Regions from separate parts of the Mus musculus genome. Here region 2 is linked to region 1. Evidence: chromatin loops called from intact Hi-C (ENCODE). Cell type or tissue: left cerebral cortex. All regions are shown on one strand. Links, peaks and the distances in the headings refer to the core of each region. The heading gives the core; the rest is flanking DNA.

Region 1 (2,905 bases), core at 278-2,777:
AGACTTTGAATTTTAAAAGACTGAATTTTAAAAGAAATTGGCTATTTTAAAGGGACTGAAATGTTAATGTGCTTGAATTTATAAAAACTGGGAATTTTAAAAGTTATTTATGTTTTTAATGTGGGATCTTGGGGATTGAATGAGAAAGGAAGGGTTGTGGCTTAATAGTGTTGTTTGTGTGTCAAGTTGACAATGGGTCAGTTGTACTGGCTGGTTTTCTGTGTCAACTTGACACAAGCTAAGAGTCATTAGAGAGAAAAGAGCCTTTGTTGAGGAAATGCCTCCATGAAATCCAGCTGTAAGGCATTTTCTCAATTAGTGATCAATGGGGGAGGATCCAGCTCATTGTGTGTGGCCATGCCTGGGCTGGTGGTTCTGAGTTCTATAATGAAGCAGGTTGAATAAGACTTGGGGAGGAAGCCAGTAAGCAGCAGCGCTCCATGGTCTTTGCATCAGCTCTTGCTTCCAGGTTCCTTTCTTGTTTGGATTCCTGTCCTGACTTCTTTTGATGATGAACAGCAATGTGAAAGTGTAGGCTAAATCAAACATTTCCTCCCCAGGTTGCATTTGTTCCTGGTGTTTTGTTGCAGCAATAGAAACCCTAACTGAGGCAGCAGTTCAGTTAGCTCTGAGAGACAAGTTCAACCATCACTTTGGTAATTGGTGAATGTCTACTCCTCAGTTCTTTGCCCGGAGTAGATGTCCTCTGATTCAGATGAGGACACAAGCTTGCGGCAGAGGGTGAGTTCCTCTGTGGATCTAGCAGCTTCCTGTCCCACCATAACAGACCAGTGAGAGCCATGGGGTCTGCTTAATAGCTCCAGGCTTCTAGTAAACTACTTACAGTTCACTTTCTCTCTTGCTTGTGGCTTGTCTTGCTGATTGGTTTTTATAGATTTGTTAAATCATCAATAAGAAATAGGATTGGTAAGTTGAGTTTCCCCTTTTCATGTTCATTAGGGATTTTTTTTTTTTTTTTTTTTTTTTTGGAAAGGCTATCCCATGCAGTCATAATAAGGATATGTAAGGGGAAGACATCAGCTCCCATGGAGACAGTGGAGCAACTGATAACTCACATGGCTGGGTCCTGGGATCAAATGGTTATGAGGTAGCATAGAACATGGCTAGATCCTGTCCCAGGAGTCTCTTAGAGACTTATTAGGACAGTCAGAAGAGAAGCCAGTCTCAAGAAAAGCTGCCTCCTTAAAGTGACTCATTGGTCCCTGCCTTCTCCTGTCCCCAACTCCAGGCTTAGCTGGTTCCCGGGCTTCCCAGGAGATGGCACTAGAAATCACATTCTTGCAGGTTTGAGGACACTCTCCTACTATGTCTACATTCCTCCCCAGTCTTCAAATGCTCTGCCCACTCTCCTCTGGCCTCCCTTTCCCCCTTACCCTGTACATGGAGACAGTACATCTGTTTCAGTCAACCTCTGATGGCGCAAACCTAGGTATCTCTTGGCTCCACACCTTTGATGTTAGGAGGCAGAGTGATGGGGGAAATGCCAGTAAGAAAAGAAGAAACCTAAAGTGAGAGCAATGTAAAGCAAAACCACGCAGGCGGGTCCAAGCGGACACACCTGCACGATTCTTGCCAAGATGGAAAGCATTTCCTTGTTATAAATAGAAATATTATACATATTTATGAGGTAAATTATGGTAATTTGATAGTGTGTAATAGGTTGTTGTGTAGCCATACTTTTTGGCTACTTTATTGGATTCTTATATCTACCACCCTTCTCTACCCCAATCCCTTCCAATCTCCCAACACTAGGTAGGCAAGAAAGAAGGTTAGAGGGGAAAGGGGGCATAGATCTCTTTTTAAAGATTTATTTATGTTTATGAATGCTCTATCTGTATGTATGCCTGCATGCCAGAAGAGGGCATCAGATCCCAGTATAGATGGTTGTGAGCCACCATATGGTTGCTGGGAATTGAAACTCAGGACGTTTGGAAGCGCAGGATGTGCTTTTAACCACTGAGTCACCACTCCAGCAAAGATCTCTTTAGATTACTTCCTGCTGATTAGGGGCATCGAGTTCCTTGGGGCAAGTTCAGTCTTCATTGTCAGGATATCTTCAACCATCAATCCAGCAAACAGCAGCAGCAGCAACAACAGGAACCAGCAGCAGCAACAGCAGCAGCAGCAACAGGAACCAGCAGCAGCAGCAACAACAGAAACCAGCAGCAGCAGCAGCAGCAGCAGCAGGAACCAGCAGCAGCAGGAACCAGCAGCAGCAGGAACCAGCAGCAGCAGGAACCAGCAGCAGCAGCAGGAACCAGCAGCAGCAGCAGCAGCAGGAACCAGCTGCAGCAGGGGCCAGCAGCACGGGGAGAAGCAGCTGCTGTCACCTCTTGGGTCTCTGGCTTATTATCTCTTCTTAAGAATTCCCAGAATTCCAAATGTAAACTATTTTCAGCTGGCAGAATAACACCCCTGCCAGAGCATATAACAAATCATAGCTAGCCACTGTGTGGAGCCTGAAGCAGCCCCACATCCCACACCTGGGATTAGAATAAAAACATTCACGTGACTGGATTTTTAAAGAAACAAAATTCTCACGACAAGGGTGTGAAAAAAATCAGGAGTTCTATACTTCATTTTACTGGTCTCTGTATAGTTCTATGTAGTACCATGCTGTGCTTGTTAGGGTAGCTTTGTAGTGTGTTCTCAAGCCAGCTTTGTGTGCCTCTGACTTTGTTTTGCTGGGCATCACTTTATTAGTCAGAGTCCTCTAGAAAAAAGAAACAGTAGAATGATTATGTGTTATGAAAAGTTTATTAGCTTGCCTTACACGTAGGGGCTGGGTAGCCCAGCAGTAGCTATCTGTCTACTGGGTGTGTGGGGGTGGGCAGAGAACCTGCCAGAGAACCCAGTCCCTGAAGCTGAGTGCCCCAGCCGTCCC
Region 2 (2,905 bases), core at 237-2,736, 52 kb after region 1:
AGGATCTAGAATCACCATGGAAACAAACCTCTGGGCGTGTCTTTAGCTAGGTTAGTTAAGGTGGGACTACTCCACGTGTTGGGATTTCTGAGATTTCTGACTGCCTAGGAAGGACAAAGGTAGCTGATGATCAGCATCCGTTTAACTCTGCCTTCTGACTATAGATGCAATATGACCAGCCTCCACCCTCTTCTGCCACAGACGTCCCTGCCACCAGCTCCTCAGGGTCAGTGCGTAGAGGTTGCTGCAATAGTGGTCCAAAGTTTCCATCCCAAACCGGCAGCAAAGCATGGCTCTGTACTCCATGTGGTACTGGTTTTGCAGGCATGAAAAGTGAAAGACTGACTCAGCTATCATATAGCATATCCAGAGAGCCACCGAGCCTAGGAAACGTGGGGCAGGCTCAGACTTGGTTCACTGTTGTCCTAGAAGGGCAATAGTGCAATGGTGATGCCTAAGTGACAGTGAAGACCCCAGGGTGCTAGAGATGCAACACATTTTCCTATGTAGTCTCTAGTCTTTAGGTTACTTAAAGCCATTGGGCAATCATCAGATGGAAGATGTGCAGGACAAGTAAATATTGCGCACTAAATCCTGAGAGGTATCAGTATTCAAAATGCACAGGAAACAGGACCACGATAAGGAGGTGAAGAACCATGGCCATTTATCTTCGTGTCTCCATCTCCGGGCACAGACTCTTCTCAGTGTGCTAAATTTAACGGATCGAGTGCAGACTGCGTGGTTACAATGGACTCAACAGCCAATCTCTTTGTCCTGACCAGGAGCTAAAAGGACAGTTAGCTCAGGCAAGGAATTCTAAAAGCCAGAATGAGTATGGTAGGAGTAGGGAACAGAAAGGTTCAAGGAACTACACTTTAGCTTACAGAAGGTAGAGTAGGACAGGCTGGTAATGATGAGTACTTCAATAAGGTCAGGTAACCCAGTTTTCTAATGGGGATTGACTCTAAAAGGCCAGTTTATCTCTGCATCCCACAGCAATCTGGGGTTTTGGAGTAGGGGGTGAAATGTGAGATTTCCTTTTGGGAAATGTATTCTGGTGCGTACAGTGGTGGTGGTGCATGGTGAAGCTGATGTCAACGTGCTGTTAGCTGATGGTAGATGGTAGTGCTTTCCTCTAGGCTTCGTCTGTGTGGTTTAGCTCCTTCAAAAGGAACAACAATTCCTGTTGGGTGTGATTTTAGGCTTTTCCTTGACCAAGTGCAGTACTCTGCCCTTTAGCCTGGGCAGTGGCATCTGACTGAAGCTGGGAGGCAGTCCAACCGTAGGCCAGTAGGATTGGAAACTCTAGGGAGAAGCAGGGCGAGAGGCGTGGTGTGGGCGTGACCGTCTCAGGACCAGGCCACGCCTCCTTCGCCTCTCTGGGCTGCGCAAGCGCGTCGTGGGCTGTGAGCTGTCAGGATCCTAGCAGTGGGAGGCAGGGATCGGACATCGGTGCAGGGACTCCGCCGTGTGAGCCCCGCACAGCGACAACCGGGACAAGTGCTTCGAGGCCTGGGCTGCCTGCCAGGTCACACAGTCGAACAGGGACCTGTGGGGCAGTTGGCCGCACAGGCAAGATGGGGAACCGGGAGATGGAAGAGCTGATCCCTCTGGTGAACCGTCTGCAGGACGCTTTCTCGGCTCTGGGACAGAGCTGTCTGCTAGAGCTGCCACAGATCGCCGTGGTGGGCGGCCAGAGCGCCGGCAAGAGCTCAGTGCTCGAGAATTTCGTGGGCAGGTGAGCGCACCGGGAGCGCGGTGGGGGCGCGTCCGTGGGGGTGGGGGGAGCCCCGTGCTTCAGGCCGTTGGAACATGGAACGGTGTGGGGAGCCCCGAGGGTGGACTAGAGGCTGCAGCGGATTGGAGGCAGAGCACTAGTGTTTCTAGAGCGGGCGGGGTCCTCCTTGCTCTGAGCATCCTTCGCCCCAGCATTCTCTACCCGGTGGTGACCCCCTGTCTGCCTTTCATCCTGCCATACAAAGCCATTTCCTCCCCACCCTCGGTGGGGGAGTCGGGGTACGCCCTGGGATCCACTTCCCTCGCTGGCTTGGTGCGCGCCAGCCCCTGGCAGCCTGGAAGCGCAGCCTGGTGCTTTCCAGTCGCCAGTTCTCTTTCTCAACACCCCTCTCCTTTCCCTGTCACTCTCCTGGAAGCTCTCAGCCGGGATGTACCCCTCCTTCTTCGTCCACACCCCCCTCTCCCCCACCCCACCCCCCCGCCGCCCCGGCCCCCCATCCCCTGTCCCTGACTCTCATCTCAGCTGTTTACTGTTTGAAACAGTCATCGCCTGCCCGAGCAGGGGAGGCGGGGTGTGTGAACCCCGAAATCCCTGTGGTGAAGGCTTACACTGTTTGAAACAGTCATCGCCTGCCCGAGCAGGGGAGGCGGGGTGTGTGAACCCCGAAATCCCTGTGGTGAAGGCTTACACTGTTTGAAACAGTCATCGCCTGCCCCGAGCAGGGGAGGCGGGGTGTGTGAACCCCGAAATCCCTGTGGTGAAGGCTTACGGGGAGATGCTTGCCTACCATTCGCCTTGGGAGCTGAAGAATAAACGGTGGTGTGTTTATGAGTGTGCACCCATTCACTGCTCAGGCATGACTGAAAACCCGAGACCTCCAGGGATGACCGTGGACTTGCGATGTTCAGGTGCCTTGTCATTCCTGCACCATCTCAGAACTGACCAGCATCTCTCTTGCACTCTTTCTATGCCATGCGCCGCCTCCCCCCTCCCGCCCCCCACCAATCCTCTTGCATTCCTTAAGCTCTTGTTTATCCAGCGGGTCTTCAAGATAACATCCAGAATTCAAATTGTAGTTATAGCTTCATGTCTCACAATTTTAAACAACAACAAAGAGTTGTTATTGTTTTGAGTCAGAAATCAACGTTTTTTCCAGCAAACAATTCA

Evidence for each region. A loop is a pair of places that touch in the nucleus more often than their neighbours do. Peaks named below come from ENCODE experiments on the same cell type or tissue, not always from the same donor. Only the 100,000 strongest peaks of a DNase experiment are listed, where the experiment ranks them.
Region 2: it touches region 1 in a loop (2.3-fold over the local background); 6 of 42 quality-filtered maps call a loop at or near these places.

Annotation. Positions count from the first base shown.
Region 1 is chr1:162,528,249-162,531,153 of GRCm38, reverse strand. No RefSeq gene overlaps it. Among named protein-coding and RNA genes, the nearest start is that of Eef1aknmt, 19 kb to the left of the region's middle. In left cerebral cortex, for the core only: a CTCF peak has its summit at 1,270 (motif pointing right); a DNase peak (open chromatin) is centred at 1,287.
Region 2 is chr1:162,476,496-162,479,400 of GRCm38, reverse strand. Dnm3 (dynamin 3) reads left to right here and starts at 1,367. Exons shown (of 21, transcript NM_001038619.2): 1 at 1,367-1,738. The coding sequence starts at 1,578. It overlaps Gm31985 (a long non-coding RNA gene), which reads right to left and starts at 2,735. Exons shown (of 3, transcript XR_373653.3): 1 at 2,526-2,735. In left cerebral cortex, for the core only: a CTCF peak has its summit at 1,262; DNase peaks (open chromatin) are centred at 1,374, 1,642 and 2,566; H3K4me3 peaks cover 1,687 bases; H3K27ac peaks cover 788 bases.